Linked DNA regions of Homo sapiens: region 1 is linked to region 2. The links are chromatin loops, found by intact Hi-C in ENCODE. Cell type or tissue: Caco-2. All regions are shown on one strand. Each heading gives the region's core, and the rest is flanking DNA. Links, peaks and the distances in the headings are about the cores only.

Evidence for each region. Hi-C counts contacts between places; a loop is a spot of excess contacts. Peaks named below come from ENCODE experiments on the same cell type or tissue, not always from the same donor. Only the 100,000 strongest peaks of a DNase experiment are listed, where the experiment ranks them.
Region 1: a loop joins it to region 2, with 13 times the contacts of the local background. A loop is called at or near these places in 1 of 110 quality-filtered maps.

The regions. Positions count from the first base shown.
Region 1 is chr3:63,633,565-63,650,560 of GRCh38, reverse strand. No RefSeq gene overlaps it. Among named protein-coding and RNA genes, the nearest start is that of SNTN, 11 kb to the left of the region's middle. RefSeq lists an enhancer at 4,615-5,168. In Caco-2, for the core only: no CTCF peak of the experiment used is centred there; DNase peaks (open chromatin) are centred at 4,940 and 5,300; H3K4me3 peaks cover 961 bases.
Region 2 is chr3:63,567,939-63,584,934 of GRCh38, reverse strand. All of the region lies in intron 4 of SYNPR (synaptoporin), which reads right to left. Among named protein-coding and RNA genes, the nearest start is that of SYNPR-AS1, 26 kb to the right of the region's middle. RefSeq lists an enhancer at 7,621-8,148. In Caco-2, for the core only: no CTCF peak of the experiment used is centred there; a DNase peak (open chromatin) is centred at 7,954.

The DNA of each region.
Region 1 (16,996 bases), core at 875-8,874, 68 kb before region 2:
TTTTTTGGCTGCATAAATGTCTTCTTTTGAGAACTGTCTGTTCATATCCTTCACCCACTTTTTGATGGGGTTGTTTGTTTTTTTCTTGTAAATTTGTTTGAGTTCATTGTAGATTCTGGATATTAGCCCTTTGTCAGATGAATAGATTGCAAAAATTTTCTCCCATTCTGTAGGTTGCCTGTTCACTCTGATGGTAGTTTCTTTTGCTGTGCAGAAGCTCTTTAGTTTAATTAGATCCCATTTGTTGATTTTGTCTTTTGTTGCCATTGCTTTTGGTGTTTTAGTCATGAAGTCCTTGCCCATGCCTATGTCCTGAATGGTATTGCCTAGGTTTTCTTCTCGGGTTTTTATGGTTTTAGGTCTAACATTTAAGTCTTTAATCCATCTTGAATTAATTTTTGTATAAGGTGTAAGGAAGGGATCCAGTTTCAGCTTTCTACATATGGCTAGCCAGTTTTCCCAGCACCATTTATTAAATAGGGAATCCTTTCCCCATTGCTTGTTTTTGTCAAGTTTGTCAAAGATCAGATAGTTGTAGATATGTGGCATTATTTCTGAGGGCTCTGTTCTGTTCCATTGGTGTATATCTCTGTTTTGGTACCAGTACCATGCTGTTTTGGTTACTGTAGCCTTGTAGTATAGTTTGAAGTCAGGTAGCGTGATGCCTCCAGCTTCATTCTTTTGGCTTAGGATTGACTTGGCAATGCGGGCTCTTTTTTGGTTCCATATGAACTTTAAAGTAGTTTTTTCCAATTCTGTGAAGAAAGGCATTGGTAGCTTGATGGGGATGGCATTGAATCTATAAATAACCTTGGGCAGTATGGCCATTTTCACAATATTGATTCTTCCTACCCATGAGCATGGAATGTTCTTCCATTTGTTTGTATCCTCTTTTATTTCATTGAGCAGTGGTTTGTGGTTCTCCTTGAAGAGGTCCTTCACATCCCTTGTAAGTTGGATTCCTAGGTATTTTATTCTCTTTGAAGCAATTGTGAATGGGAGTTCACTCATGATTTGGCTCTCTGTTTGTCTGTTATTGGTGTATAAGAATGCTTGTGATTTTTGTACATTGATTTTGTATCCTGAGACTTTGCTGAAGTTGCTTATCAGCTTGAGGAGATTTTGGGCTGAGATGATGGGGTTTTCTAGATATACAATCATGTCATCTGCAAACAGGGACAACTGGACTTCCTCTTTTCCTAATTGAAAACCGTTTATTTCCTTCTCCTGCCTAATTGCCCTGGCCAGAACTTCCAACACTATGTTGAATAGGAGTGGTGAGAGGGGGCATCCCTGTCTTGTGCCCGTTTTCAAAGGGAATGCTTCCAGTTTTTGCCCATTCAGTATGATATTGGCTGTGGGTTTGTCATAGATAGCTCTTATTATTTTGAGACACGACCCATCAATACCTAATTTATAGAGAGTTTTTAGCATGAAGGGATGTTGAATTTTGTCAAAGGCCTTTTCTGCATCTATTGAGATAATCATGTGGTTTTTGTCTTTGGTTCTGTTTATATGCTGGATTACATTTATTGATTTGTGTATGTTGAACCAGCCTTGCATCCCAGGGATGAAGCCCACTTGATCATGGTCGATAAGCTTTTTGATGTGCTGCTGGATTCGGTTTGCCAGTATTTTATTAAGGATTTTTGCATCGATGTTCATCAAGGATATTGGTCTAAAATTCTCTTTTTTGGTTGTGTCTCTGCCAGGCTTTGGTATCAGGATGATGCTGGCCTCATAAAATGAGTTAGGGAGGATTCCCTCTTTTTCTATTGATTGGAATAGTTTCAGAAGGAATGGTACCAGCTCCTCTTTGTACCTCTGGTAGAATTCAGCTATGAATCCATCTGGTCCTGGACTTTTTTTGGTTGGTAAGGTATTGATTATTGCCTCAATTTCAGAGCCTGTTATTGGCCTATTCAGAGATTCAGCTTCTTCCTGGTTTAGTCTTGGGAGGATATATGTGTCGAGGAATTTATCCATCTCTTCTAGATTTTCTAGTTTATTTGCATAGAGGTGTTTATATTATTCTCTGATGGTAGTTTGTATTTCAGTGGGATCGGTGGTGATATCCCCTTTATCATTTTTTATTGCATCTATTTGATTCTTCTCTCTTATTAGTCTTGCTAGCGGTCTATTAATTTTGTTGATCTTTTCAAAAAACCAGCTCCTGGATTCATTGATTTTTGAAGGGTTTTTTGTCTCTATTTCCTTCAGTTCTGCTCTGATCTTAGTTATTTCTTGTCTTCTGCTAGCTTTTGAATGTGTTTGCTCTTGCTTGTCTAGTTCTTTTAATAGTGATGTTAGGGTGTCAATTTTAGATCTTTCCTGCTTTGTCTTGTGGGCATTTAGTGCTATAAATTTCCCTCTACACACTGCTTTGAATGTGTCCCAGAGATTCTGGTATGTTGTGTCTTTGTTCTCGTTGGTTTCAAAGAACATCTTTATTTCTGCCTTCATTTCATTATTTACCCAGTAGTCATTCAGGAACAGGTTGTTCAGTTTCCATGTAGTTGAGTGGTTTTGAGTGAGTTTCTTAATCCTGAGTTCTAGTTTGATTGCACTGTGGTCTGAGAGACAGTTTGTTATAATTTCTGTTTGTTTACATTTGCTGAGGAGTGCTTTACTTCCAACTATGTCGTCAATTTTGGAATAGGTGTGGTGTGGTGCTGAAAAGAATGTATATTCTGTTGATTTGGGGTGGAGAGTTCTGTAGATGTCTATTAGGTCCGCTTGGTGCAGAGCTGAGTTCAATTCCTGGATATGCTTGTTAACTTTCTGTCTCGTTGATCTGTCTAATGTTGACAGTGGGGTGTTAAAGTCTCCCATTATTATTGTGTGGGAGTCTAAGTCTCTTTGTAGGTCACTCAGGACTTGCTTTATGAATCTGGGTGCTCCTGTATTGGGTGCATATATATTTAGGATAGTTAGCTCTTCTTGTTGAATTGATCCCTTTACCATTATGTAATGGCCTTCTTTGTCTCTTTTGATCTTTGTCGGTTTAAAGTCTGTTTTATCAGAGACTGGGATTGCAACCCCTGCCTTTTTTTGTTTTCCATTTGCTTGGTAGATCTTCCTCCATCCCTTTATTTTGAGCCAATGTGTGTCCCTGCACGTGAGATGGGTTTCCTAAATACAGCACACTGATGGGTCTTGACTCTTTTATCCAATTTGCCAGTCTGTGTCTTTTAATTGGAGCACTTAGCCCATTTACATTTAAAGTTAATATTGTTATGTGTGAATTTGATCCTGTCATTATGATGTCAGCTGGTTATTTTGCTCGTTAGTTGATGAAGTTTCTTCCTAGCCTTGATGGTCTTTACAATTTGGCATGTTTTTGTAGTGGCTGGTACTGGTTGTTCCTTTCCATGTTTAGTGCTTCCTTCAGGAGTCTTTTAGGGCAGGCCTGGTGGTGACAAAATCTCTCAGCATTTGCTTGTCTGTAAAGGATTTTATTTCTCCTTCACTTATGAAGCTTAATTTGGCTGGATATGAAATTCTGGGTTGAAAATTCTTTCCTTTAAGAATGTTGAATATTGGTCCCCACTCTCTTCTGGCTTGTAGAGTTTCTTCCAAGAGATCAGCTGTTAGTCTGATGGGCTTCCCTTTGTGGGTAACCCGACCTTTCTCTCTGGCTGCCCTTAACATTTTTTCCTTCATTTCAACTTTGGTGAATCTGACAATTATGTGTCTTGGAATTGCTCTTCTCGAGGAGTATCTTTGTGGCATTTTCTGTATTTCCTGAATTTGAATGTTAGCCTGCCTTGCTAGATTGGGGAAATTCTCCTGGATAATATACTGAAGAGTGTTTTCCAACTTGGTTCTATTCTCCCCGTGACTTTCAGATACACCAATCTGACGTAGATTTGGTCTTTTCACATAGTCCCATATTTCTTGGAGGCTTTGTTTGTTTCTTTTTATTCTTTTTTCTCTAAACTTCTCTTCTCGCTTCATTTCATTCATTTCGTCTTCCATTGCTGATACCCTTTCTTCCAGTTGATCGCATTGGCTACTGAGGCTTATACATTCGTCACTTAGCTCTCGTGCCTTGGTTTTCAGCTCCATCAGGTCCTTTAAGGACTTCTCTGCATTGGTTATTCTAGTTATCCATTCGTCATTCTAGTTATCCATTCGTCTAATTTTTTTTCAAAGCTTTTAATTTCTTTGCCATTGGTTCGAATTTCCTCCTGTAGCTCGGAGTAGTTTGATGGTCTGAAGCCTTCTTCTCTCAACTCGTCAAAGTCATTCTCCGTCCAGCTTTGTTCCGTTGCTGGTGAGGAGCTGCGTTTCTTTGGAGGAGGAGAGGCGCTCTGATTTTTAGAGTTTCCAGTTTTTCTGCTCTGTTTTTTTCCCATCTTTGTGGTTTTATCTACCTTTGGTCTTTGATGATGGTGACGTACAGATGGGTTTTTGGTGTGGATGTCCTTTCTGTTTCTTAGTTTTCCTTCTAACAGACAGGACCCTCAGCTGCAGGTCTGTTGGAGTTTGCTAGAGGTCCACTCCAGACACTGTTTGCCTGGGTATCAGAAGTAGTGGCTGCAGAACAGTGGATTTTGGTGAACTGCAAATGCTGCTGCCTGATCATTCCTCTGGAAGTTTTGTCTCAGAGGAGTACCCAGCCGTGTAAGGTGTCAGTCCGCCCCTACTGGGGGGTGCCTCCCAGTTAGGCTACTCGGGGGTCAGGGACCCACTTGAGGAGGCAGTCTGCCCGTTCTCAGATCTCAAGCTGCATGCTGGGAGAACCACTACTCTCTTCAAAGCTGTCAGACAGGGACATTTAAGTCTGCAGAGGTTACTGCTGTCTTTTTGTTTCTCTGTGCCCTGCCCGCAGAGGTGGAGCCTATAGAGGCAGGCAGGCCTCCTTGAGCTGTGGTGGGCTCCACCCAGTTCGAGCTTCCAGGCCGCTTTGTTTACCTAATCAAACAACTAACTAGGCAGTGTCGGGCGCCCCTCCCCCAGCCTCGCTGCCGCCTTGCAGTTTGATCTCGGACTGGTGTGCTAGCAATGAGGGAGACTCCGTGGGCATACAACCTTCTGAGCCAGGTGAGGGATATAATCTAGTGTGCCGTTTTTTAAGCCCATTGGAAAAGGGGAGTATTAGGGTGGGAGTGACCCGATTTTCCAGGTGCCGTCTGTCACCCCTTTCTTTGACTAGGAAAGGGAATTCCCTGACCCCTTGCGCTTCCCTGGTGAGGCGATGCCTCGCCCTGCTTCGGCTCGCGCACAGTGTGCTGCACCCACTGTCCTGCGCCTACTGTCTGGCACTCCCCAGTGAGAGGAACCCGGTACCTCAGTTGGAAATGCAGAAATCACCTGTCTTCTGCGTCACTCACGCTGGGAGCTGTAGACTGGAGCTGTTCCTATTCGGCCATCTTGGCTCCTCCCCCAAAATCTGGATTTTCAGCAAACACTTCGGGTGATTCTTATGTGGGCTGTGTTGCGGAGTTGTTGGCAGTGGTTAAATACAGACTTTGGAGTGGAAGAGCTGGCTTTGAATTCTGACTCTGACACTTCCTAGTTGTGTTACCTGGAATAAGATCCTTAAAACTGCTAAGTTGGCTTTCTCATCTGTGAAATACTTTCCCATTGGAATTTTTGTCAAGGCTAAATGAGTTTGTGTTTTGGGGCACTCAGTACAGTGAGGAGCAATCAATAAAATAACAGTCGTAGAGAAGATGATATTCGATATGATGGTATCAGAGACATTCACAGAAGGATGTGCAATGAGCAAGGTCAGGAAACTATGCAGAGGTGCTGCAGCATCCAGAGATTAGCAATAGTGGGAAGCTGTTACCAACCTTAGTTCTGAGGGGCAAGGAGAGAAAATATTATAGAGTCAAGTGAGAGCTGAATTCTTGGAGCAGGTCCGCTTCACAGCAGCTGTGATTGAAGGGACGCAGCTACTCTTAGAAATGCAAGCAAAGCAGGGAGGGAGGGAAAAGAAACACCCTAAGCTCTGAGCTGCAGCCTGTGCCTCCAATTGACTAAGCCAATCAGGAAACTGGCGGTGAGGGAGCCCGGGAGATGGGGTCTGTAGGAATCAGCCTCTGGGGGCATAGAGAAAGGCAGAGAGTGGAATGGGAGGGAGAGGTGAACAAATGGGTAAGAAGCAGAATGATGATACTAATGATGATGATAATGATGACAGAAGCAAAATACTGAGAATCTGAGATTTATTGATTATCTTCTTATTGTCAGGATTAAATTAAAGCTGACATTTTCAGAAAGATACAGCAGTTTTCACAGACATTTCAAGTGAAAATGCACCGTTTTTTCTACATCAGAATCTCATCTCTCAAAACATTCAGGCTGTTTACACACACTATCAAACTATCTGGGCAAACATTATTTTAAAAATCCCTCAGTCAACCTGGCCCTTTGGCAATGTGAGGGCAGGGCTTAAGTGTACTCAGTAGATATCCATTTGGGGGAAGGAAATGTGTTGAGGGCAGCAGGGGTTTGACAAACGACTCCATGTGGATTTACTGACAAGCACACAAGACCACCGACCTGAAGGTCACAGCAGCAGGGCTCTTGTCTGTGGGCTTGGCAGGCTGCAGGCAGCGGAAGATTAGGACAGTATTAATGGTGCATGAAATTTGGTCAGCTATCGGAGTGAGAAAAAAAATGCCATCACAGAGAAAAGTGTTTTTTTTTTTTTTACCAGGTTCGCTCTTTACACTTGAGTCTGCCAACTTGGTTCCTATTCAGTAAAAATTAATATCAGGTAATAGGAGTGAGAGTCTAAAAGACTTGCCTTTGAAGATTTGGCTCATGATTTTTTTTTTTTTTTTCTGGTGCTACATTATTTATTGAGGGTTCTGGAAACTCAGTAACTTCATGAATTGTGTTTCAGGGAGTGTTAGAACTACTGGAATGAATGCAAAAATTTTCATGTGTATGGGAATTTTCCTGGCTGAAAGGACAACTAGGTTCTCCTAGTGGCCTATAACCGCTGAAGAGTCATTGCTGGAGGTGAATGCCACCAGGTTGGTCATGAGGTTGCCTTTTTGAAAAGAACTGCCCCCTGCCCAAGCCTCACTCTCAGAGAAATAGTGTGTGGACCCTTAGTTTCATGGTCAGTTAATATGTTAAAATATATTATTTTTATATTTATATAACATTTATATAATATTGTTTAACAATGCATAATTGTTAAAATTTATGCATTGAGTAGCTGGTATTGTGTGAGGTGTTTGATAAATATTTCTTTTTCTTTTCAATAACCATTAGAAATAAGAATTGTCATCATTTGCAAATGATGAAAATGAAGTGTAGAAGAGTTAAATTACTTGTCCAAAATCCTCTGGCTAATTAATGAATAAGCCTCAATTTAAATCTAAGGCTGTGGGGTGTTTCAAACCTGATGCTATTTATTTTACGTCATTTCACCTCTTGCTGCACTTTTTGATCATGAAAATTAAAACCACAGTTCTTGTTTCCTAAGCTGACAAATCGTAACTCTCTATAAGTCTCATAGGAACTCACCAGAATTTTGCTAGTTCAAATTAGCCTCTTCTCCCTCTAAATATCCTCAAAGCATGTTTTACTTTTATTTGGCATCTCTTATCATTGCTTTATGTTTATAATTAGTTACTATTTGCCTTATCTCATCACTAGGTTGAGAACATTAATAATAATAATAATAATAAATTGCATTGATTTAAAACCTCCTAGGCACTGGACATCACTTCACATGTATCCTCTCATTAAATTCTTAGGACGCTCTTTTGGTGGGCACTATTGTGATTGTTTGCATTGTGCAGATGCCTTATACAGATTAGGAGACCTGGACTTGCCCAAGAGTACATAGCTAGTAAGACCTGGGATTCAAGCTCAAGTCTTTCTGAGTCCAAGTATCAACTTGTGAATCACTATCTTGTCATCAACAATCATGGCTTAATCATTTTTGTATCTTCTATTCAGGGTCTAGCATCATGAAATGTTTATGTAATTGGACATTTGTTGAATACAGTGTGCCCTAGAATCTAGAGTGTGATAGCCACTAGGGAAGTTGGGCTTGTGTCTGGTGCCAGGATATATTAATATATAGTGTTCCTGCTCCCTCCCTGCTTTCAGAGGAACCAGAGAAACAAACGGAATCCCCAAGGAAAGGGTGTCATGCCTGCTAAAGGAAGAGATGCTAAGGGTGAGGGGTGTGTTTTGCACATAGTAGAACTTCAAAAAATACTCATTTGAGGATACCACAGTTTATGTATCCATTCTTCTGCTGATAAATATTGGGTTTATTTTCAGTTTTGAATCATTATGAATAAAGCTTCTATGGACATCTTTCTACATGTATTTTTGTGTATCTAATCACTCATTTCTTTTGCATATAGACAGGGAATTGCTAGGTCACAGGGTAGGTTCTGTTTAATTTTCTCAGAAACTGACAAAGTTTTCCAAAGGAGTGTTCCATTTTACACTTTCACCAGTAATGCGTCAGAATTTTCTTTCTTTTTAAGGCCCAGTGCATGTATAAATGTATATGTCACATTTTGTTTGTCCATTCATCCATCAATGGACACGTGAGTTGCCCCCACCTTTTGTCTATATGAATAATACTTCTATGAACACATGTGTACCAATACCTGTTTGAGTTCCTGCTTTCAATTCTTTTGGGTATACACTTAGAAGTGAAATTGCTGGATCACATGGCAATGGTATTTTTAATTTTTGAGGGAACCACCATACTGTTTCCACAGTTGAAACATTCCTACCAGCAGGACACAAGGGTTCTGATATCTCCACATTCTTGACAATAGTTCTTTTAGGTTTTGCTTTGTTTCAGTTACAGCCTTTCTAATGAGGTGGTATCATTGTGGTCCTTTTTTTTTTTTTTTTTTTTTTTTTTTTTTGCATTTTCCTAATGATTAGTGATGTAGAGCATCTTTTCAAGTACTGTTTGGTTATTTGTAGATCTTCCTTGGGAAAATGTCTATTCACATCCTTTACCCAATTAGAAAAAAGTCAGGTTTTTTTTTTGTTTGTTTATTTTTATTTTTATTTTTTTGAGGTGGAGTCTTGCTCTGTTGCCAGGCTGGAGTGCAGTGGCACGATCTGGGCTCACTGCAACCTCCGCATCCTGGGTTCAAGCGATTCTCCTGCCTCAGCCTCCCAAGTAGCTGGGACTACAGGTGCATGCTACCATGCCCAGCTAATTCTTGTATTTTTAGTGGAGACGGGGTTTCACCATGTTGGACTGGATGATCTCAATGTCTTGACCTCGTGATCCACCCGCCTTGACCTCTCAAAGTGCTGGGATTACAGGCGTGAGCCACCGCGCCGGGCCTATTTTTTTTGTTTTTGAGTTGTAGAAATTCTTTATATATCCTGAGAAAGTTGTGTTTTTGAATATCTCATTTAGTGCTCATAATAACATGAAAAAGAAGTATCATTAACTCAACTTTACATATGAGGACCCTGTAACACACATACAGAAATTAATTTTAGCAATTCATTCACTAAATACATATTTATTGAGTGCTTACTATGGGTCCAACACTGTTAATAGCAATGAGAATGCAATGCTGAGACAAAACTGACAAAGATCCCTGCCCTCTTACAGCATACATTCTAGGAGGAAGACACAGAAACAAGATTAATAAATAAAATATAGAATGCATTAGAGGTGATAAGTTCTAAGGAGAAAAGAAAATTGATTAGGGATGGGGAATATGTAATACTGGTGGGGGATGGGGAAGCCTGCAATTTTATATAAGTTGGGCAAGGAAGGTCTCCTGACATGATTTTTGACTGAAGAGCTAAAGGAAGAGAGTGGGGGAAGCATGAGAGTGTCTGGGAGAATAACTTTCTAGACAATAAAGAAGTAGAAAAAGGCAAAAATGTATATCTCTCTGGCTCCAAATGTAATAATAATACACTAATAATCACTCTTCTAGCCACTGTTGTCACTAGTATTTTTCAGCAAATATGCTGTATAATTTAAATTTTTTTTAAATTTTGAGATAATTGCAGATTTAGATGCAGTTGCAAAAATGAATGCAGACATCCCATGTACCCTTTACTCAGTTTCGCCAATGATAACATCTTAGAAAATATTATGACCAAGATATTGACATTGATAGAGTCAAGAAGAGTATGCCTCCGCCAGGCCCAGTGGCTCACACCTGTAATCCCAGCACTCTGGGAGGCCGAGGTGGGTGGATCACCTGAGGTCAGGAGTTCCAAACCAGCCTGACCAACATGGTAAAACCCCATCTCTACTAAAAATTAAAAAAAATTAAAAAATTACCTGGGCATGGTGGCAGGCACCTATAATCCCAGCTACTTTGGGAGGCTGTGGCAGGAGAATCGCTTCAACCCAGCAGGCGGAGGTTGCAGTGAGCCGAGATTGTGCCATTGCACTCCAGCCTGGGCGACAAGAGTGAAACTCTATCTCAAAAAAAAAAAAAAAAAGAGTATGCCTCATGTTGGCCCTACTTTTCCACCCCCACTTCTCCTTAAACTCTGGCAACCACTAATTTATTCACCATTTCTATGACTGTGTCATTTCAAGAATGTTATATAGATGGAATCATGCAATATGTAACCTTTTGGGGTTGGAATTTTTTCATTCACATAATTCTCTGGAGATTCACCTAGGTTGTTGTATATTTGTTATTTGTTGTTGCTGAGTAGAATTCCATAGTATGTATGCACCACTATTTGACTAACCCATTGAAGGACCTCTAAGTTGTTACCAGTTTTAGGTTATTATGAGTAAATTGCTACAAATGTTAATGTAAGGTTTTTGTGTGAACTTTGGTTTTTATTTCTCTGAGACAAATGCTCAGAAGTGCAATTACTGGGTTGTATGGTAGTTTTACATTTAGTTTTGTAGGAAACTGCCATCAACTTTCCCAGATTGGTTGTGCCACTTTACATCACCACTAGCAATATATGAATGTCCAGTTTCCCAGAATCTTTGCCCACATTTGGTGTTATTATTATTTTCTATTTTAACCATTCTGATAGTTATGAGTGATATTTCACTTTGGTTTTAATGTGCATTTCTCTAATTACTAACAATATTGAACATCTTTTTTCTGTTTATTTGCCATTTGTAGATTTTTCAGTGATATGATTATTTCATGTGTTTTGCTAATTTTCTAATAGAATTTTTAAAAATTTTTACTGTTGAGTTTTGAAAGTTCTTTACATGTTCTAGTTATTTCTTTGTCAGATATGTGGTTTGTAATTATTTCTCCACTGTATAGCTTGTCTTTGCGTTCCCTTATGGGACTTTTTCACAAAGCAAAAATTTTAAAATTTTCATGAGATCTAATTTTTTTAAATTCTCCTTTTATGGACTATCCTCTGGTATCAAGTCTAAGAATTATTTGTGTAGCTCTCCCATGTATGTTCTAGAAGTTTCATAGTTTTTACATTTTACATTCAAATCTGTTATTCATTTTGATTTTTGTTAAAAGGTGTGAGACTTGGCCTGGCTTGGTGGCTCATGCCTGTAATCCCAGCATTTTGGGAGGCTGAGGCAGGCGGATCACATGAGGTCAGGAGCTTAAAACCAGCCTGGCCAACACAGTGAAACCCCGTCTCTACTAAAAATACAAAAATTAGCCAGGCGTGGTCTTGGCCACCTGTAATCCCAGTTACTTGGGAGGCTGAGGCAGGAGAATCACTTGAACCCAGGAGGTGGAGGTCATGCCATTGCACTCCAGCCTGGGTGACAGAGCAAGACTCTGTCTCAAAGAAAACAACAACAACAACATGAAAAAAACAAAGATGTGAGACTTAGGTAGAAATTTTTTTTTCATGCATGTCCAATAGCTCTAGGACTATTTGTTGTATAGGCTACCCTTTTTCCATGCAATTATTTTTGCATCTTTGTCAAAAATCAGTTTGACCTTTTCGTGCGGGTCTATTTTGAGTTTCTTAATTCTGTTCTGTTGATCTTCGTGTCTGTCCCTCCAATTTACTGCACAGTCTTGATAACTGTGTTATGTGTTTTGTAATTGTACACATTAATTCCTCCCACTCCATTTCTTTTTTTTTCAAAGTTGTTTTAGTTATGCCAATTCTTTTGTCTTTCCATATACATTTTAGAATAATCTTCTCTATATCTATTTAAAAAAACCCCTTCCTCATGAAATCTTTGCCTGTGATTATGTCTTGAATGGCATTGCTTAGGTTGTCTTCCAGGGTTTTTATAGTTTTGGGTTTTACATTTAAATCTTTAATCCATCTTGAGTTACTTTTGTATATTGTGTAAGAATGGAGCTCAGTTTCAATCTTCTGCACATGGTTAGCCAGTTATCCCAGCACCATTTATTGAGCGGGGATTCCTTTCTCCATAGATTATTTTTGTTAGGTTTGTCAAAGATACTAGATAAAGAAAATGTAATACATATTCACCATGGAATACTATGCAGCCATAAAAATGAATGAGATCATGTCCTTTGCAGGAACATAAATGGAGCTGGGGGCCATTACCTTTAGCAAACTAACTCAGGAACAGAAAACCAAATACTGCATGTTCTCATTTATTAGTGGTAACTAAATGATGAGAACACATGGACACATAGAGGGGAACACACACTGGGACTTTATGGGAGGTGGAGGGTGGGAGGTGGGAGAGAATCAGGAAAAATAATGAGTGGGTATTAGGCTTAATACCTGGGTGATTAAATAATCTGTACAACAAACCCCTACAACACAAATTCACATATGTAACAAACCTGCACTTGTACCCCTGAACTTAAAATAAAAGTTAAAAAAAAAACCTTAGGGGGAGTTTCATAGGAATTGAATTAAAATTTTTTAGGAATGGAAGGAAAGTCTATTGTAATTACCCATAGCTTTCCTTATTGTGTTCCTTTTTTCATCCTGATGTTCAAAATTCTTTCTCTTATAGTTTCCTTTATGTTTAGATAATGTCCTTTAATCATTCTGTTAGGGCAGGTCTGCCTGTTCATTAGTCTGTTTTCACATTGTTATAAAAATACTACCTGAGACTGGGTAATTTATAAACAAAGGAGGTTTAATTGACTCAGAGTTCTGCATGGCTGGGGAGGCCTCAGGAAACTTACAATCATGGCAGGAGTAGAAGCAGGCATGTTCTTCACAAGGCTGCAGGAGAGAGAGAAGAAAGCAGGCAAAACTGCCACTTATAAAACCATCAAATCTTGTGAGAACTCACTCACTGTCACTAGAACAGCAGGGGGAAACCATCCCCATGATCCAGTCACCTCCCACCAGGTCTCTCCCTTGACACGTGGGGATTACAATTCGAGATGAGATTTGGGTGGGGACACAGAGCCAAACCATGTCAGCTGGCGACAAATTCTTTTAGTTTTCCTTTCTCCAGGAATGTCTGCATTTCCCCTTCATTCTTGAACGTTATTACCACTGGGTATAGGATTTTGGGATAATAGTTGTTTTCTTTTAGTACTTGAAAAAGGTCCCATTTCCTCCTGGCCTCCATGGTTTCTGATGAGAAATCCAGTGACATTCTAACTGTTTTTGCCCTATGGGTAATATGCTGTTTCTCTCTCACTGCTTCCATTTTTAAAACATTGTCTTTAGTTTTTAACATTTGAGTATAATATGTCTTGCTGTGGATGTCTCCCCCAATTTGGAGTTCACTCAGCTTCTTGAATCTATAGATTTGTATCTTTTTCCAAATATGGGAAGTCTCCAGTCGTTATTTCTTCTTGTAGTTTTCAGTCTTCCACCTTCTTTTCCTCTCTCCTTCCAGGGCTTGGAAAACATGAATGTTAGATCTTTTGATATAGTGTCATAGGTACCTAAGGCTCTGTTGATTTTTTAAAGTTTATTTTCTCCCTATTGCTTAGATTTTATCATTTATGTTGTTTTATCTTAAAGTTCACTGGTCCTTTCGTCTGCTCTCTTAATTCTGCTTTTGAGGAAAATTTTCAGTTATTGTATTTTTCAGTTCTAAGATTTCCATTTGCTTCTTCTTTATAGCTTATGTTTCTTTACTAAGATTCTCTATTTTTAAAACATATTTCAAGTATGAAAACATTTTTTACTATGCCTTCTCTAAAATCTGTGTCAGATAATTCTCACATCTTTGTCATTTTGTGTTGGTATCTCTTGATGCTTTTCATTCAGTTTGAAATCTTTCTGGTACTTGATATGATGGGTGATTTTTAAAAATGGAAACCTGGATATTTTGGTTATTATGAGACTTCTAATTTTATTTAAACCTTCTATTTTAACTGGCCTCCTCTGTACTTCCTCAGCAAGGAAATGGGGAGGGTGTCACTTTCCTGCCAGGTACAGATAGATGTCTTAGTTGGGGGGCTTCTTGTTACTTCTGCTTGGGAGTAAGCGTTGTGACTTCCTCCTATGCCTCCATGGATGTTTTCCTGGCTGGGAGGTATAGGAGTGCCTTGTTACTGCTCCCCATGTGGCCCCCATTGATATCACTGGTGGGGTTGCTTCATTACTTCTAGGTGGGGGTGAAAGTCCCATCTCTTCACTAGGCCTCCTCTCACATCATGGTATCATCTGATACCATGGTGGGTGGGAAGACTTGGGGCTACAGTTGGAGGATGAAAGTCCTGGCCTTCTTCTTAGCTTTCTTTGGCAGCACTCTGATATGGTGATGATTGGGGGCTTGGAGAGGCTGAAAGTCTAGGCTCATCAGTTGATCTTTGCTGGTGTGGTGGGGGTGAAGCACAGTTGTTTGTAAAGGTGTTTAGCTGCAGTAGAGTACTTATTTTCTAAAAGTTTTTTGTCTTGCTAGGCCGCCCACCTCCTGTACCTTTGATTAGAGACAGCAGACTTCTGTTAAGGCTCTTTGTGTCTGTTTCTAGTGACTGGCTTCCCCCACACCCACTCTAGGTTATATGAGGAAAAAAGAAACCCCGGAACTCACTGCCATGAAGTTCTTGGCATCCTGAGGTCCCTAGCAGTCTGTCTCCTTTTCTCCCTGTTTAGATTTAGGTTTATTTTATATATAATATCCAGGAGCTTTTGATGTACCTTGTAGGAGGAATAAAGAAAATACGTTTACTCCATCTTCCTGGAAATAGAAGTCCCTGTATAATTTTTTAAATATTTCCTTATTTCAATACTTGCTATATGTTCATGAACAGGCTTAGAAAGGTTGAGCAACTTGCTCAAAAGCATGTTTTCTGACCTGGCCACATAACTTATACAAACCTACCCTGCTTCTTTGTCAGTAACAGTGCCCACATTTACGGAATGCCATTGCGCTTCTGTCACTGTCCCAGTTGTCTTCACATACTCTATAGCCAGGTCCTTACATATTTCTGTCTATCTATCTATCTATCTATCTATCTATCTATCTATCTATCTATCATCTATCTATCCTCTCTCCCTCTAATAAGTTTTGTGTCCACATTCTGCTGACCCCTTTCTGTACATCTAATGCTCTTGCTGTCTCGTAATGATCTGCATTGGGATGGTCTTGTCTTTATAATGGGGACTTGCTATTCAAATCCCATGCTATGTTCTCTCTTATAAGTGAGAGCTAAGCATTGGGTACTCATGGACAAAAAGAAGAGAACAATAGGCAATGGGGATTACATGGCGGGGCAGGGGGAAGAAGGAGGAGGGCATGGGCTGAAAAACTACCTATTGGGTACAATGCTTGCTGCCTGGGTGATGGGATCATTTGTATCTCCAACCTCCGCATCACGCAATATACCCATGTAATAAACCTGCACATGCACCCTCCCGAATCTAAAATAAAGGTTGAAATAAAAAGAAAGAACTCCTATGTTGACAGCCAGTTTACCCATACAAATGAGGACAGAGTCAGGCTTTATGGAAATAGTGCATATCAGAATTAGACCCTCTCATGTTCCATAGTTTATGTAACATTTTTTTTTTAGTGGTTTGTCTCTTTTCAATAAAACAGCTCTTTTGGATGTGTTACCCGGAGCCAGTAGGCACAAAGCAGAGGGTCCACTTGCCAGGCCTATTCCCTCTCTTTGGTTGGGCACTGGCAAAACAAGTTGGAAAGACTATGTCTTTATCATTGGCCCACCCAGTAAAGTTGCCAGCAGCTGGCCTAAAGCATTTAAATGCCTGTCTGATGTAGTGGAAATCAAATTTCTGAATAAAGATGTTCAACATTGTATTGGTCTGAGCTTTAATTATCTTGCAATGTAATGGGAGAAAAAGCAAGAACCTTTAATTTTCTGTTGGTGACTGTCATTATGCAGCCCTTTCTGATGCTCATTTGAGAGGGAGAAACTGGTTCTGATGATCACCAAGACAGTCTGCGGCCTCTCTCATGAATAAAACATGCCATGTAATTGCAGTGATGCAGCCAACACACCTATATATGTAGAATCAATGCTTATTATCCCATCAATTAAGACAGATAATTAAACAAGATTTTAGGCTTTGCTGCTATTGGTAACCCACCACACACTAAGAGGGTCTGGAATCTCTTTGGAAAAACATGGGTTCTTAATTTAGGATTTTAATGCCCACAGAGTGTAGAATCTAAGCAAGAATGCTCAGCTTAGCTTAAAGAGGTTTGACTGAAAAATGGAAGGAATTGTTTACCCTGACAAGGAAATGCTCACTTCCATTTTCCTGAAATGGTTTACTTTCAGAGTAATCTGAAAAGGTTTAACTGTATACATTCAAACTTTCAATTTTTGAAAAATAAAAAACACATTTACGTGCTTTATCTACATAAAGCGGTAGATAGTGAAACATTTCCATCCTATTCCTGTGCCCCACCTACCCAGCTCTGTTCTTCCAGTTATAGTCATGTTAGCCTAAATTGGTTATAAAGTCTGAATTTCCTTTTTTTTTTTTTGCAAGAATATTCCATGTGTGGTTTTCATACAGAATCAAGATTGTTTTAGTTTCTTCAGGGGATAAGGCACAGAATAAGTGAAGACATCCATTTATAACTATAAAACCAGGTATCCAATGGAGGCATGATGAAGTGATGGTTTCCCTTCCTTTCTCTTACAGAGAGGATCTTACAGAGGCCATGGCCCCACTGCCTGATTTCTAA
Region 2 (16,996 bases), core at 3,672-11,671:
GTCTGAGAGTCTGCATTTCTAACAAGCTTCCAAGAGATGCCAGTGCTGTCACTGGACATACTTTGAGAAGCAAGTCTTAGCCTATGAGGAAACCTCCTCCATAAATACTTCCCAGTCTACTCCAGAATCCACTACAATCTGTGGCCCCATTTGCATACATTGCCATTCTGTCTCATTTGCATTTAAGTAGGTCTCATTCTGCCAGTTCAACTTGAAAATAACTCTATTCCTACTTTCCCTCTTTTAACATTTATTGGGTAATTTTTCTATACCAGGCATTGTGCTAAATATTACCCACGGACCCGATTTCAACCCAGCTTCTCACTTAGCACCCAACGTAAATCCTGAGCCACATGACTGTATCTCCCTAATACACATAGCATCTTCCCCCTTTCCTCATATTTCTATTTTTCCAATCCCAAACCCAGACCACACTTGGTTTATTGATGGCAGTTCCTGTATACCCAGCCAAATCTCGCCAGCTAAATCTGGTTATGCTGTCGTGTCCCATACCTCTATTATTGAGGCTGCTGCACTTCCTCCCTCCACTACTTCCCAAAAAGCTGAACTCATTGCTTTAACTCGTGTGTTCTCTCTTGCCAAAGGAATGCACATTAACATTTACAGTGACTCCACATATGCTTTCCACATCTACCATAACCATGCTGCCATTTGGGCTGAAAGAGGTTTTCTCACCACACAAGGCTCTTCCATTATCAATGCCTCTCTAATGAAGGCCCTCCTTAAGGCTGCTCTCCTGCCGGCCAAGGCTGGAGTCATTCATTGTAAAGGACACCAGAAACTAACTGATCTCATTGCTAAAGGAAATGCCTATGCCGACAGGACAGCAAAAGAAATAGCAAATGCCTCCACACCCGCAAATATTCCAGCCCTCACTCCAAAAGGCCAGTATTTTTCTTTCTCCTCTATCACCCCCATCTACTCCTCCTCTGTAAGCCTGCTCTACCAGTCTTTTCCAACCCAGGGCAAGTGGTTCTTAGATCATGGAAAATTCATTCTTCCTCACCTTAATCCAGGAGACAAAGATTCTTTTACTTATTATCTCTCCTGAATAGGATCTGCAGTCAGAACTATTGAGCTTTTCCAATCAGACCACCACTCACACCTATGGGAAAAGGGTAATATAATAGATCATTGACTTAACAACAGGGAATCCTATTCATATGTTGGAAAATGGGGATGAAAGCCTTTGGTACGTAAAACATTATTCCTTCCTTGGCCTAAAAACTCATCTCCGCCTACATTAAAAGCTAATATGCCTGATTACTGTTTTTAGAGAACTTATTTTATTAGGGCAGTTCCAAGCTCAAAAATATGCCAACTGGCACCTTGTTAGCTACATAAAAATGCACCCTAGACCCGAAACTTACTGGACTAACTCATTATAAAATTTTCTTTAAGATGTCCACACAGTCCCTGGTCACGCTTGAAGCAGTCCTGAGAAACATCGCCTCTACCCCAATAATCCCCAGAAGAAACTTATATTTTCTTTATCTTTTCTTATAACCTTATATTTTATAAATAAAAAGACAGGAATGTCAGGCCTCTTAGCCAAAGCTCAGCCATTGTAACCCCTGTGGCCTGCACATATATGTCCACATGGCCTACAGGAGCCAAGAAGTCTGGAGCAGCTGAAAAACCACAGAAGAAGTGAAACAGCCATCTCCTGCCTTAACTGATTGACCAACCTTATGACATTCCACCATTATGACTTGTTCCTGCCCTGCCCCAACTGATCAACTGACCTTGTGACATTCTTCTTCTGGACAATGAGTCTTATGATCTCCCCACCATGCACTTTGTGACCTTCTCTGCTAACAATAGATAACCACCTCAGTCTGTAACTTTCCACTGCCTACCCCAGTCCTATAAAGCTGCCCCTTTCCTGTCTCCCCTCGCTGACTTCTTTTTGGACTCAGCCCACATGCACCCAAGTGAATCAACAGCCTTGTTGCTCACACAAAGCCTGTTTAGGTGGTCTTCTATACGGACACGCGTGACACTTACATGAGCTAATCTCATCAAATTCTCAGTGATAGGATAGGTACTATTATTATCATCAATGAACAGGTGAAAATACAGAGGCACAGAGAGGTTTAGTAAATTATCCAGGGTTAACCAGCTAGTAAGTGGTAGAACCGGGGCACAAATGCAGTCCGATTCCAGAGCCTGGGTCCCTAACCATTAAGGATTTGCTGAGATTATGCCTTACTGTGACTGTGTCAAATGTATTTTTGTAAATCCTGTAGCACCTATTCCTGTGTCATATCTTATCAATATAAGCAGATAAAGTAAAAATCCTTTACCAAAATAAAGAAGAAATACATATATGCTGCTTTTCTCTTTTTTCCTAATTGACTGCTTAATGAAACCATGGAGCTGAATATCAGCGGATCAAGACCAACATTATCAGACAAAAGTCCAATAATATGCACTTAGCTAAATTTGCATATTATTAGAATCTGGTCATGAGTAGTTATGCTATGGGGACACCATATGATCTATGGTATATTAAAATCTGTTATGATGAAATCTGATTATATGCCATATTGTGTCCTGTTGATGAGAAAAAGGAATTAGCTACTAAAAAAAGCGAAGGTTCTTCATAAGATATTCTTACTCATAAAGAGGACCCCTGATTCCCCACAAATTTGCAGAACTTAGCTAAAGAAGTAATAATCTTCTACCAGTTTTCAGAGCTCCCCCGTTAAGTGCTTCTCATAATATTATTCCAGTTTTTGATCTTTTTCACTGTTACTAAAATGAAGCCAAATAGAAAGTGTTTTCCAGAGCACAAACCAAAGCCGCACTCAATTCTGGAGGTAAGTATGCAACATCTTGATTCCGTATTTCACAGACCACTCTCATTCAGTTTATGCACCATGGCAAATAGTATTGAATCTATTGGAAAACACCTGGGAAGCAAACATTTTGCAAGTACTGTTTTGATGATTTTGAGAGAATGTGAAAGCCAAATTATGGTACCTGTTAAAGTAATTGTGTCTAGCTTAAGTTAAAAAGAAATCCACACTTGAAATCACAATAACCTTTTAAAATGTGTTGGAAATATGGGAGAGTTCAATCATACATGAGGGGAGATGAGTTTTAATTTTTTTTTTTGTAATAAGAAAACCAGCAAGAGTCAAAGTAAACTTTAATAAACCTTTCAAGTCTCCTGGAGTGAGTGGTGCCCTTGCTTTTGTGCATGCATAAAGGTGTTGGTTTGTATTTAGGACCGTGTTGTACAAAAATACATATCTTTGAACACTGGAATTGCTTCAGTTCAGAAAGAGCTCTCACTGTGGGGATCATGAGGGAGCTGAGATGGACGCATACTCGTGCTTATGCTTTTTGATGAGATGGCAGGTTGCCTGTAGGTTGGAAATGCTTCATTTTCTTTCTCAGCATCTTTCTTATGTGTGCGTGTGTTTGTTTGTTTGCTTTACGTTTTGATAAATGCATGTTTTTGAATGATTGTATGACTGATGACTATACAATGCAATCTACTATGTTACTGTTACTGATTTGGAATGAGCAGGAACTTTCTTTTGTTTGGTGTTGCTTTAGTGCTACAACCACCTACCCCTGTCCCCAACATACAACCTCCCTCCTCCACCAACCTTCCCGAAGGGTTTCAAGGTAATGGTTCTCAACGCAGTGCTCCCTTGATGCAGTTTATGAAGTATCGCTTTGGAACAGAGACTGGTTGAGTTTGTTTTTCTGATTTAGTATGGAGCTTTTCTGATTGTGTTCAGGACAGTGGTGGAAAACACCCCTGAGGGATCCTTTCTTTACCATTTCTCTGTCTCTTCACTTTTCATTCTTTACAAAGGCAGTAGAGTGTAGAGTACAGGGGTTAATTGTTACAGTTCTGAAGTCAGTTCTGGATTCATCTTCACTGACTCATTGTATGGCTTTAGCCAAGATCCCTATACCGCCTATGCTTTATTTTCCAAATCTGTGAAATGGGCAATACTACCTACCTCACAAAACTGTTGTGAAGATTAAATGACATGTAACATATGAAACATTCATTATATGCCTGACATATGGTAAATACACAATATATGTAAACCGTTAACGTTATTTCCAGATGTAGTTACCACAGGCCAGAACTGTATAATGAGACTAATTTGCCAGAACTGTATAAGGAGACTAACTTGTCAAGGATGAATTCCCAAAGCAGATCACGAGTGACAGAAGTGAAGCCTTTCTGGAAATGAGACCATGCATGCTGAATGCCAACCCATTTGACCACAATTGGAAAAATACACTAGGTTTCATAACCAGAGACTCACTAACTGGGAACTGTATCTGTATCTGACTAGCTTGGCACTGTGTTAAAAAAGGCTGATGTTCATATTAGGTTAATGCTTCCACGTCCTGGAGACTACACAATAGCTACCCAGCTGAATGTCTCCCTTGAGACACTTGTACTGCATCATGGGTCTGGCTTTTGTTGGTATTATCTCTACCTTATTCTGAAGTCTACATTGCCATTTAACTCCCCACAGGTCATGCCTGACTTTGGATTTGTATTGCTATGAGGAAAGAATAGTTTTTAAAGTATTTTTCTGAGTCACATTTTTATTTGCCCCAGGGCACTTAATTCTGTGCATTTTGGCAAAGGAACGCAATCATTCCCACAGATACTGTTGTGTTTGCTAAATCACCTGAGTATTATCAATAAACATACATTTTCTGCAAGACTAACAGGACTTTCTCAAAACTCTGAGTTCTATTCTACAGTGGTTTTGATGAACTTTGCTCATAAAAAAGTGATGAATACAGGGATTTCTTTTTTCTAATATTCACCAACTTCTTTGGTTCTCAATATGAAATGGCTGCGAGGATGAATTTCTCCTTAGCTATTAGAGACCTCCTAGCTCAATTGGGTCATATAATGGCTATTTATAAGCATGAATGAGAAAATCTTTCAAATGAAAATTCATAATTCATTTTTAATATTTTTAAAATGAACAGTCCTCCCCCCATTTTGCCCCCTAATACTTGGCATTCAAGACTAAGGAGAAACACTAGAGTGTTCTTTCTTAAAATGACAGATAACAGCATATTTGTGTGTGTGTGCGTGTGTGTGTGTGTGTGTGTGTGTGTGTGTGTGTGTTTTAGTTAAATATGAGGAACCAACCTCAGAAACCATTTGAAATTACTTATTCACTTTAAATGAGAACTGGGAAAATTAGCCAGATAATCCAGGACCATATAAAAACACCAACAGAAACAACAAAAAGTCAATAAACATCATTGATCATTCACTTTGCACCTCATGTTGAGCATCTTTCTAAACACTGGAAATATAGTCTTGGACAAAAGCAGACACAAACCCCTGCCCTTGCCAAATATATGTTCTTGTGTAGGGGACAGACAATGAACAAGGTAAATTAGTGAAGTATGTGGTAGTTTGGATAGTGGTAAATATTTTGGAGAAACGATAATTCAGGAAAGAAAGATAAAAGTGAAGTATGTTGGGGAAATGGGTGCTGAAGTTCTAGATGAGGTGGCCAGGGAAACTTTATTGAGAAGGTGGGTTTTGCATAAACACTTGAAGAAAATATGGGAGCCAGCCATGTGAATATCTGGGGAAGAGCCTTCCAGGCAGAAGGAAGGGGAGGCAGGGAGCCCCTGAGATGGGAGCAAGCCTGGTAAGTTTATCAACCTAGGAAATGAAGACCTTAATTTATTTGCCTAAAATGGGTTTGAACAGCGGTTCTTCACCTTTAAGAGATCCTTAAAGGATGTGATAACAAATATACATATATTGCCCCATGGAAATTGGATTTGAGGGAAGGAGAAAACCAGTAGGAAATTGCAGTTGAACTTTAAACGAGAGGTGACAACAGTCTGGATTAGGGAAGTGGCAGCTGGACTCAAGGAAGAGATAAGAAGATGGATTTAATGGAGTTTAGTGGGGGATTTGATTTAAGGGTGTAGAGGAAGTGTCATAGGAAACACCCAGGTTTCTGGCTGGGAAGATGGTAGTTGGGGGCCCAACTCTGAGAATGTGTGATTCCAGGATTCCTAGCAAAGCAAACTCTACCAGTTGAGCATATTGGCTGGGTGTATCTGCCTTGCTGAACTCTACAAGTTCTGCCATGCAGGCAAGTCAGGCTCTTGGATGGCTATTTCATTGAGATACAGGTTCTGGGCTCTATTTACCTTGTTAAAATTATACAGAAGAAAAAACTACCACTGTCTTTCTCTTTGGTTAGGGATGGTTAAGGAAAACCTCCATTTACTCATTTCAAAATCTTTTAGATGGGAGATCTGATGGTCAGTATTGCCAGCTATTAAGTTCATGAAAGTTGTCTTTGAGAGCCCTTTTTCTATTTATCCGTAAAATATGAGTCTTGAAGTCATAGCTTCCACTCTCACACCTCCTCTCTCTTCCTGTTCTTATCCCTCACGAGAATTTCAGATCCACCCCTCAACTCTTTGCTACTATCCACACATGGAAGACCTATGCTCCTTTGATTTGACTTGTCTAAACCTAACTCACTCTCTCCTTACACCTACTTCTTCACCTGCATGTATCAGCTTGGCTGATGACAAAATCTCATGCCACATGCTGAATTGCCAACAGCCTTCTTTAGCACCTCCTCCCTACCTATTTCAAGTGAGGCCCAAGGTAAGTAACATGGCTTGTAAATGGTTGAGCCAGAAGTGAAGTGAGAACTGTGAGGTCCAGGACCTACGCTGGTAATCACCACCTTACACTATCCCAAGGGAAGACAGGAGGTGGTGATTCCCAGCTTGAGCCTTGGATTGCACACATCTTGGGCCTTACTTGCAATGGGAATAAAAACACTTCGCTTCTAGGAGTTCTGTGACTTTTAAATGACATAGTGCATGTGAAGCACTTAGTTTGTGTCTGTCATGTAGTAAGCCTTCAAGAAAGAGTTCACATTGTGATTAGACTCTATTGCTCTCTCTAATCTGTTGCCATTACCTCGTAATAAACATCCCCCTCCTTGCCTCTATTACCAGCAGATTATTTAATTGTTAACAAAAGCTTTTAAAAACGCAGGCTTGCTAATACCCGTCTCCTACGTAACCCTTCCAGTTGTATACATAAGTGACTTAGAATTCATCATGCCTTGGAAACACGTACTTTTTTGAGGAGGGGTGAGAAATCCTTTACAGAATGTATCCATGCACTACAATTAGGCCCATCCTACTTTTAATAGCTTTATTTCTTACTAAGTCCTCCAACTTTAAATAATTTACTCAGCTTCACAAGCATTCACATACCCCCACTCACACATACCTACATTCATACACCTACACACGACCTCTTCCCTCTCCTGTTTCTGATCCATTACTCTAGTTCTCTTCTCACAGAAAAAGCTCCCCACTGTATTTGCCCCTAGAAGCCCACATTTTTTTCTCACATTTGACCTTCTCCTGTCCCTCCCTTCCAAAAAAACAGTTCCCAAGTTGCTCTGGTTGGAATCAATTCAATTCCTTGTCCTTTCTTCATATATAGCTATTGGCTTTCCTCTCCATGTGGGTCTTGGTGAACCAAATATCCCTAAATTCAGGGTACTCTATAATTCAACTTTCTCTGGGCCTCAGGGCCTAGCGCAGTATTTTGCACATAAATCATTTCTCAATTCAATTGTTTGTTGAATTCAATTAGGAAGATTTCAGTTTCTAAGATCTGAATGTAAACATGCAGACAGCATTTAAGCATTGCGTTTACCCAGCCACATGCTGCTCCCTGGTTCACAGTTTACCTTACAACTGAGTCTGAGAATTGTATTTGCATAGCCATCTGTTTTTCAGATTGCCAACAGGCCCAGATCTGCCCAGTCCTTTCATCGCTACACCTTACATTTAGCTGTCACTAATGAATCTTTTCAGTGAGATTTGCCCCCTCACAGTATAGACCAGAGATTAAAAACTGGTTCAGCCAGTTTGACTAGGTTAAAAAAAAATGTATCCTGTAGGGGTAGAGTGAATGTGCAAATGGCTCTTCAAGGATCACAGGTTTCTGAGGTCCACCTTTGTCCTGGTCAACATGTTTACTAATGATTGGGAAGAAGGCTTAGATAACATGTTTTCTTTTTTCTTTTTCTTTTTCTTTCTTTCTTTTTTTTTTTTTTGAGACGTATTCTTGCTCTGTTGCCCAGGCTGGAGTGTAGTTGTGCAATCTCAGCTCACTGCAACCTCCAGCTCCTGGGTTCAAGTGATTCTCCTGCCTCAACTTCCCGAGTAGCTGGGACTACAGGCACGTGCTACCATGCCCAGCTAATTTTTTGTATTTTTAGTAGAGACGGGGTTTCACCATATTAGCCAGGATGTTCTCGATCTCCTGACCTCGTGATCCGCCTGCCTCAGCCTCCCAAAGTGTTGGGATTACAGGTGTGAGTCACCGCGCCCAGCCCCAGATAACGTGTTTTCTATGCATGGAAAACTGTGGACTGGCTTGACATACTGTTAAGAACAATGATGATACAGTTTTAAGAAAAACTTGGAAAGTCATTCCAACTGGGAATTCCTTTGCTAACTTTGGGTGAGGGAAATGGCTAGGAACTTTCTAAAATTAGCAACAATTCTCTTGTGCTCATATAAATTATCATTTGGTATTTGTTTCACGTACTCAGAGGAAGCCAATTGGAATAGAATATGTTAAATACCAAGTAACATTTTATTCTGACAGGTTAACTTGATATCAACCTCACATACAAAGTTGTGAAATCTCAAAGGCTATACAGGGATGATGGACGCTGCTGATCTTGTGTCAAGGAGGGTCTTTTTAAAATCTAGTAAAAGAAAGCACAGTATATTACAGTGTCATTTGGGGATTTCTTTGTAGCTGTAGTGTCAGAAGGGACTACAAAATGAAGGAAGTTATTCTACCTAAAGTTAAAGATAGTAACTTTATTGTCTCTAGTATTTGCTCATAATAAAAAAATGACACTTGGATCATGAAGAAATGTTTATTTGCACAATAACTGCATTAAAGATTATAAACAGTTGGTTTAGTTTTTACTGAAATAGAGTTTAGCATAAAAGGAAAAAGTTAATGTGAAGCCTCAGTATCTTTCTTCCAAAGTGTGTAGGCTTGGAAAAGCCATAAACCACACTCTTCTTATTCACTTCACCCTTTCGCAAGTTTCCACTTGAGATCTTTGTTTCCGACCCCTAACAAAGTATGCTCCTGGTGAAGGCAACTCTTTCTATCCACTGAGAAAACATGAGGTCCAGACCTTTTGTGATTTTCCATGTTTTTTTGATTAAATTTCCTTTGAGTAAACTGACATTTTCTCTGAGTAAGCAGAGTCTGTTGGAATATTATTTTCTCTATAAAGCTTTTCCCCACAATCCCAGCCACTGCATTGAAGAAACCTTCACTACAGCTTGGAGCCATGAGAAGCGTATCTGGGAAAAGTTATTTTTATTTACAATCTCTAATTGGTTCCTAAGCAGGGAGACCCCTTGGTGACTGAGGGGGGCTAATGGATGTGGGAATAGGAGCTGAGAGTGTGCCACATCTTTATGATGAGAAAGAGGAACAGGGGATCATGGAAGAAGAAAAATCTGGAAGGCCAGAGAGGCTGGTAGGAAGAGGTTCAAGAAGCAGAGGAGAAAATTGCTGTTGGCAGAGGGTGGGTATGAAACGAGGGCCTGGAATAAAGAACAAGTCATTTAATAAGCTTCTATTTATTTCTTTTCATTAACTTTTTGCTGTGTAACACGCAATGTCAACTTTTCTGGGTCCTGTTAACTCTGCTATACATCTAATACTCAGCTCATGCTTGTGGGGGTGGATTCTGTGAAGTGCTTGCACCTGCTTCAATGCGGGTGCTTAGGAACATGTGGGCTATATAGGTAGGTTTGACTGTGTGTGTGCCCTTATGTGGCACATACACAGTCATGTGTATGTGGGAGAGGCCTGTTACAGGGATTCACTCATGGCCCTGACTTAATTATTTGAAAGTGCTCGCCCACACTTTCAAAAATTTATCTACTTGGATGATAAATTATAAAGTCACAGAAAAATAGCTTTTATCTGACTGTACTTTGAAGACTGAACACATTTTATCCTTAAATTGCCTGCTTATCTATCTATCTCTACCCCTGAGATTGTGGGTTCCCTGAGGGATAGGACACCACCTTCATTAATTCATTCAACACTATGTATTGAGTTCTGTATATGTGTTGTGTGCTGGGATACAGTGAAGAATAAGATAAGATCTCTGCACTCAAAGATCTTATGATATGGTGGTAGAGGCTGATATGTAACCAACAAGTATAAACCAGAAAGATGGGCTTACAGTATGGTTTTCCCACCTCGGCACTATTGACATTTTGGACCAGATAATTCATTGTTGTTTTAGAGTATCCTTTGCCTCATGGGATGTTTAGCAGTATCCCATTGCCAGATTCCACTTCTCCTCACTTTGCCCCCACTTCACCACTGAGAATTACTCATTCTCTTATGGCTAGACACAAGGCATCATGGGAAGAGCACTTAACCCATACTTGGGTGGAGTTTTATTAATCCTTCATCCTCAACATCTAGTTGATGCTTACTAAATGCTTGATGAATAAATGCAACACATAGTAATCACGCTACCTGTCAGGATTTTTGGAATGAAGTTTAGTAAACTATGGGAAAGTTTAAATGTGAGGCCACAGGCAAAATGTGGGAAATAAATTTCACTCTGTATCATTGGCCTGAATATTGTTCCCCAAAACACTCTCTCTAGCTTCAAAGGGACTTGCTCCCCAAATATTACAGGGCAGATTTTCTAGTAGTTACTTTCCTGTTAGTAAACACTGACTGTCAAGCATTTTGGCAAATACCAGGTGCCTGTAAATGTTAAATAGTCATTATAAAGCCACATAAATATTTTAGATTCCATCATCCACAGCAGGGAAAGAAAAGAGTCCAGATTCTAAGGGTGGAAAAGAAGCCCTGACATTCAGCTAATGGCTTTTACCCACCAGTGGGCCCACCTGGTAGCTTGAAATTTAGAATGTCTTAGAAATAAATATTCTTTGCAAAAGCTCATTAAATCTGACTCAATTTGGCGGCGGCATCCTGTCCCCAAGTTGGCTTTTGTATTTATGTAAATGATGACAAGAAAATTCACAACACAACCCACACATTCCTTTCACACATCCTCTGTCCTGAACCAGGTTGACATAGAACAATGAGATGGCAGAACTAACTGGCAAGATGGACCTGAACTACATGATGGTGTTTCTTGGACATCCTGAGAAATAATGAAGGGTTCAGTGAACCAACTGTGTGACTTTGGCAATTGATAACTTCTCTAGGCTTCCACTGATAAAACAGAGGGAGGACGTAGAAAGTGATGATGACTTCAAAGCTGCTCCCAGCATTCATTCTGATCCCTTTCACTCTAGTATTATATCCTTAAAGCTTCAAGAAATTGAGGGGCCGCAGCATTAATATTTATTTTGGAGATGGGAGAAAATGGAGTACAAAAATCAGCCTCTTAACGGTCTTGACATCTTTCCTTAATAGACTTCTTATCTTGAGTGTGATGAAACCTCACAATGTTCTGAGGTTGGCTCCCATGTAGAATGGACAGGTGCAAGTTAGCTGCTCAGTTTGAGCTAATTCTCAATTGTCCCTTCACCTGCGTTGTCCACTATGATGTTCTGTTGATGGAAACATGACCCAACTGATAGCCCTGGGTTTTAGATTACTAAATCTTCTGGTAATTCTCTGAAATTCTCTCCTTTTACAAAGATAAATATTCTCAGTGACTTCAGAGAGACTCATTCATGTTCTTTAGAAGCTGCAATTAATAAGATATTTTCCCTGATGGATCCGTTGTCCCCCTAATTGGAAAACTATAATTTCTTTGCTGACTCCCTGAGGTTCATTTTATTTGCAACACTCTTAAAACACACACAAAACCCAGCAGAATAGCTACATTTTTGTCTTAATATTACTGCTAAACTAAGGGAGGAAAAAAATCACACACACACACACAAACCTCCTCCCTCCTTTAATCCCATCAGGGCATGCCTTATTCTAATACTTATTAAAAATGAGAAAGCAGTCTAGGAGGCTTCTGGAGGTCTAAGTTCATAAAGTGAATATGCATAAAGTAGCAGAATATCAAGTTTTCATAATTACACCTTTTTATGCATACAGTTCCTGGAGTGAAATCGGCTTTGACTTCGGTTGATTTAATAGAACCTTTCTAATTTAAATCTATCCTGTCACTTCTACTTAGCTGTTGTTCAATTTTAAATGGCAAAAAGAGTTATTATTTTCCACTTTCACAAACCAATAAAGATTCTATACTTCTAAACAAGAGTGATGAGACAGCATTTAATTTCTGACCTCTTTCCCTAATTCAAGAGCTTTGGGAAGGGAAAGTATTTCTGTTTTGGAGAGATAAACTTTAAAATGAGAGGGCAAGCGAGGATAGAGAGACTCAGGCTTAGGCGACTATACCTAGCATAATGCCTTACTCAGAGTCAGCAGGTGTTGGATCCTTGTTGCAAGAACAATGCTTTAGACAGGACAGAAGACTTTGAATAATCTCATAGCAAAAGAGATAGTTCAGAGAGCATACAAAAAGAAGAAGAATAAGAATAAGAAGAGGAAGGAGGAGGAGGAGGAGGAGAAGGAGAAGAAAGCACAGTTAAAGGTGGAATTTTGGTGAAAATGGAGGCCTTTGGAACAATTTGATTTAGTAGGTAGCAAGACTCAATTAGAAAGATTTCGAGTTAAATCACAACTGAAAGTGCCACTTGTTTTGCTGTCCCAGGACACCCAAGAAGAACACTCACACAGATGTATGGTTGCTTTGGACTGAAAGTCAAGTGGATGTGAGGGTTTGAATTTTAGTTAAAGAGCCATGTACACACACATTGGAGCTTGGAGTTCATTCCTTTGATAAGCACTTACTGAATGTCTGCTCTGTGTTGGGCTCTGTCCTGCTTAGAGCTGGTTCTTCAGGGATAGCAAAACCAGTCCTACCTTCAACGAGCTCATTTTGCTGGACAGGAAACTGATGTCTAAGCAGGAAACTGAAAGGGTGGCATTGTCCTAGGATCATAGATCTAGGCGGGGTCACCTTTGTCCAGCCAGACAATTTTTTTCTTCTGGAAAAATTTCATTAGTTTTACTTAACACTAAGCACCTTAGGAATACGTTCATGTATCATCAAATTATTATATATCAATCAAATTACTTTATATAAGCAAGAGTATAAAGTCTGGGTGAATTAGCTTTCTTTTATTCCACGTGGTAGAAAAGAAATACTGTCTTTTTATGAGCATTTAGAAATTTTCTGAATTTTGAATACAGAATATTACTAATTCCTTCCTTCTCTTTGAGGGTAATTCATAACTGAGTCTTTAAAAGGTTGGCTGTTATTCAAGAGTAAATCTCTAGTTTTCGGATTACCTATTTATCAAGTAACCTCCCTCAACCAGAAAACAGATAAGCGTTAGTAACCAGTGACTGAAAGGATGTTTTGGAAGTTTATAAATTTGAATTTGCCTTGAAAAAACACAATGATTAATACCTATTTTAAAGAGAAAGGCAAAAGTAAGGCCAAATTCCACCTTTTCAGAGAGGAACAAAGACTGCAGGGACAGCAGGTATACTATTTTTAATTTCATTTTCCTCTTACAAAATGATTAATGAGAACAAAGTGCACAACAGTAAAACTTTAAGATCCCATGGTTAGGTAGATTTCCCATACATTTTAGTACGCATGTGGAAGGGAGTATTTGAGAAGAATTAGACTCCACCATTTTAAAATAGCAAGCTGAGTCTCTTCTGAGATGAGGCGTGGTCTTGATAACATTGATGCTTATTGTGATTTTCAAAACCCTGATGTTAAACTGTAACAGTCATGATGGGTACCTCCAATATTATAGACCCAGATGTTGGAGAGTGCGTAGTCTATATTTTGGGGGGTTCTTTTATATGTTTCTATGTTTCCCTTAGAATATATATTTTCAGGAACCCAACAAATGTGTGTTGAGTAGATGAGCAAACTCAGACCCTATCCTTGATGAAGATCATTAATTTCATTTTAAATACTGCCTTTAGGGGACAATAGCTGTGTTGGAAATAATCCTTGTCCTTCAGATATTTGATATCTAGCAGGGGGGATCAGACAAAACCACATCCAATGAAAGTGCAAGGTAATAATGGATTTGCACAAAGAATGATTTTTACACAGAGCTGGGAGGTTTAGAAGAGGGAGAAATCACATATCTTTGGGGATAAGGACATGGGTAGTGAAGAAATACTTCGTGGAACAGATAGCCTGTGAGATGGGTCTTTGAAGATGAGTTGAATTTTGATAGGCTGGGAGGGAGAAGGGAGGAGGACCTTCCAGGTGGCAGGTAGCAGCTCAGTAGCTATGCAGAATAGGAATTTTTACAGTGTGATTAGGGAATGGCAAATTGTACAGTTTGACTAAAACATGGAATACCGGGGATGACGGGAGATAGCTCTGAAGAGCATGTGAACGCTTAGGAGGGCCTTGAATGCTGATGTGAGGAGAGACGTTTTATTTCTATAAGCCAGAGATACAATGGTGTAAACACAGCTCTATTTGAAATAACAGATTGGAAGAATGGAAGACTGGAGGTCGGAGACCATTCCACAGGGAGTGTCCATGAATATGCCCTAATGTCATCAATTCTTTCCTTTCCCTGGCCCCCTCACCCGCCCTGTTCCCCTAAGTGTGCCAACTCTTAATGCATGAGGGTTTCATAAAGCCCAGAATCAGCCTTCTACCAGCTATATCTTCTAATCAGGAACACAAATCCCATGTAGTTTGGTCTTAGTTTTTTCAATCTTGAATCAACTATTTACAGAATGAGTGAAACAAACAAACAAACAAACAAAGCCAATGAAAGCTGCGGAAGATGGCTTAACTTTGGGTTTGAAAGGAGCCACCAGATTTATTTAGAAGCTCCCCAAGGCCGACTGCAGCAGGCAGAGTTGGATAGACTATTACCACTTTTGCTGCTCCCTGACCATCTGCTGGGTTGCCACATACAGAACTGCGGGCATTGCAGATACCCCAGGATGCAACTTATAAAGAATTCCATTATGCTAAAAAAAAATCACATGGGATTTCTGTATGTTTGTTTTTTCTTCCATTTTTGGCCAGAGGAGCTGTTAATGGTTTTGAACTTCACTTTTTGAGTCTCAATGAGAAAGGATACTGCCAAAGCTGAGGGCATGCAGAGCCCAGCACTGGGCCTACGCTTGCGTGGCTATGCAAATTCATGCCTGTCTTGGGGATTTCTCCCTGATAATTAAAGCCTGACTTCTGCGTACTTAAACACAGCTTGAATTTAATTTGTGATGTTTCCTTAGTATCTCAAGTTTCAAAGCAAATGTTTTAATGTCAGGCTCCTTAGAACAAGTTATTTTTATTTTAGTTTTTTTATTCTCTGGGAAGAAAATTATCTTTGTAGGTCTTTTTTGGGAGATCTCTTCTACAACAGCATAAGATTTCAGGGCCTGGGGTGTAGTCAAAAGTTGGAATTCAAAATTTTCACTCAGATAAGAGGTCACAGGTTAGGGATGTATTTAATGTGGAAAAAATTAGAAACTTCTGCCTTCAAAATCAGGAAGATAATCAACTTCTGGGTTTTTATCTTAAGGAAATAATTTAAAATATGTGTAAAGTGCAAGGCTAATTGCTTATGAGAGAGAAAAATTCAAAGCCATGTAAAATTCGAAGTCCAACAATAAGAGATTGGTGAAATAATTCATTTTATCTCAATATAATGGAATATTATGCAGTCATTACAAAGGGAAACAGAGTTAAATAATACTGAATATAAAAATACTAGTAGAGTTACTTCGTCTTACTCTTTCTTGGTCCTATGAATAGATAAATAAACTGTTACTAAGCATCTACCATCTGCTTAACACCTAACCATTACACTAGACATTTGTTATTTAATCTCCATTAATACTATTTTGATGCATAGGTGCTTATAACATTTTACAGAAGAGATAGAAATTATTTAGGTCAGGATTATTTGGCGAGTATCAGAAACCTAAATCAAACCAGCAATCACATGAGGAAATTCAGCCACTGACAACCGGAAAGTCTAGAATGTGCTGGCTTCAGCTGTGGCTGAATTCAGGGCCTCAATTTCTTCTTGGTAAGCCTTTCTCTCTCCCTCTATCTTTTTCTCTCCCCTTGAGGATCTGCTTGTCTCTGCCCAGCTTTATTCTTTAAATAGACTCCTTCTACATCATGGGCAATGTGGTCACTATCAACTAGGCCCACATATACCTAGCTTAGTAACTCCATAGAAATAAGAAATTCACTTCATAGAGAAATTCAAGAGGGGACTTTGATTCCTGGCTTGAGTCACTTGACCTTATAGGTATCAAGTGAGGCACCATGATTGACCATCCGCCAGGACTATATAAGTGGGAGAGGGTGGTTCTCCCAAAGAAGGGACTTGTGTATGTCTTGCTACTGTGTCCCCCACCTGTCTTGTGCACAGCAGATGCTCAATAAGCTAATAGATATTCTTGGCTTTTTTCTCCACTTCCAGGTAAAAAATGGGGTGGCAATACAGCACTGTGGTGAAGAGCATGTCTCTGGATCACACTCAATATACAGCACTATTTAAATTACTTAACCTCTGTAAATTGGATTCAACATCTGTAAAATGGGAATAACAATAAGTGCCTTAATGGTATTTGGAGAATTAACCAATATAACTTCTATTTTATTTAATTCTTGGCCTGTGGAGTAAGTGGCAGCTCAATGGCATTTAACCTCACTTTTCCCTAGCCTCAACTGCACTTTTTTCTAAGTTCTTTTTTCCATGGTAATAATTTCACTTTTTTCAGTCTTGCAATTTCTAGATTGTCAATAGTCTACATTATTTTCTGCCCATAATGGTAACTAGCCAATTGGCTAGTGGGCCAATAGGCCACAAATAAGAAACTCATTGCAATTCAAGC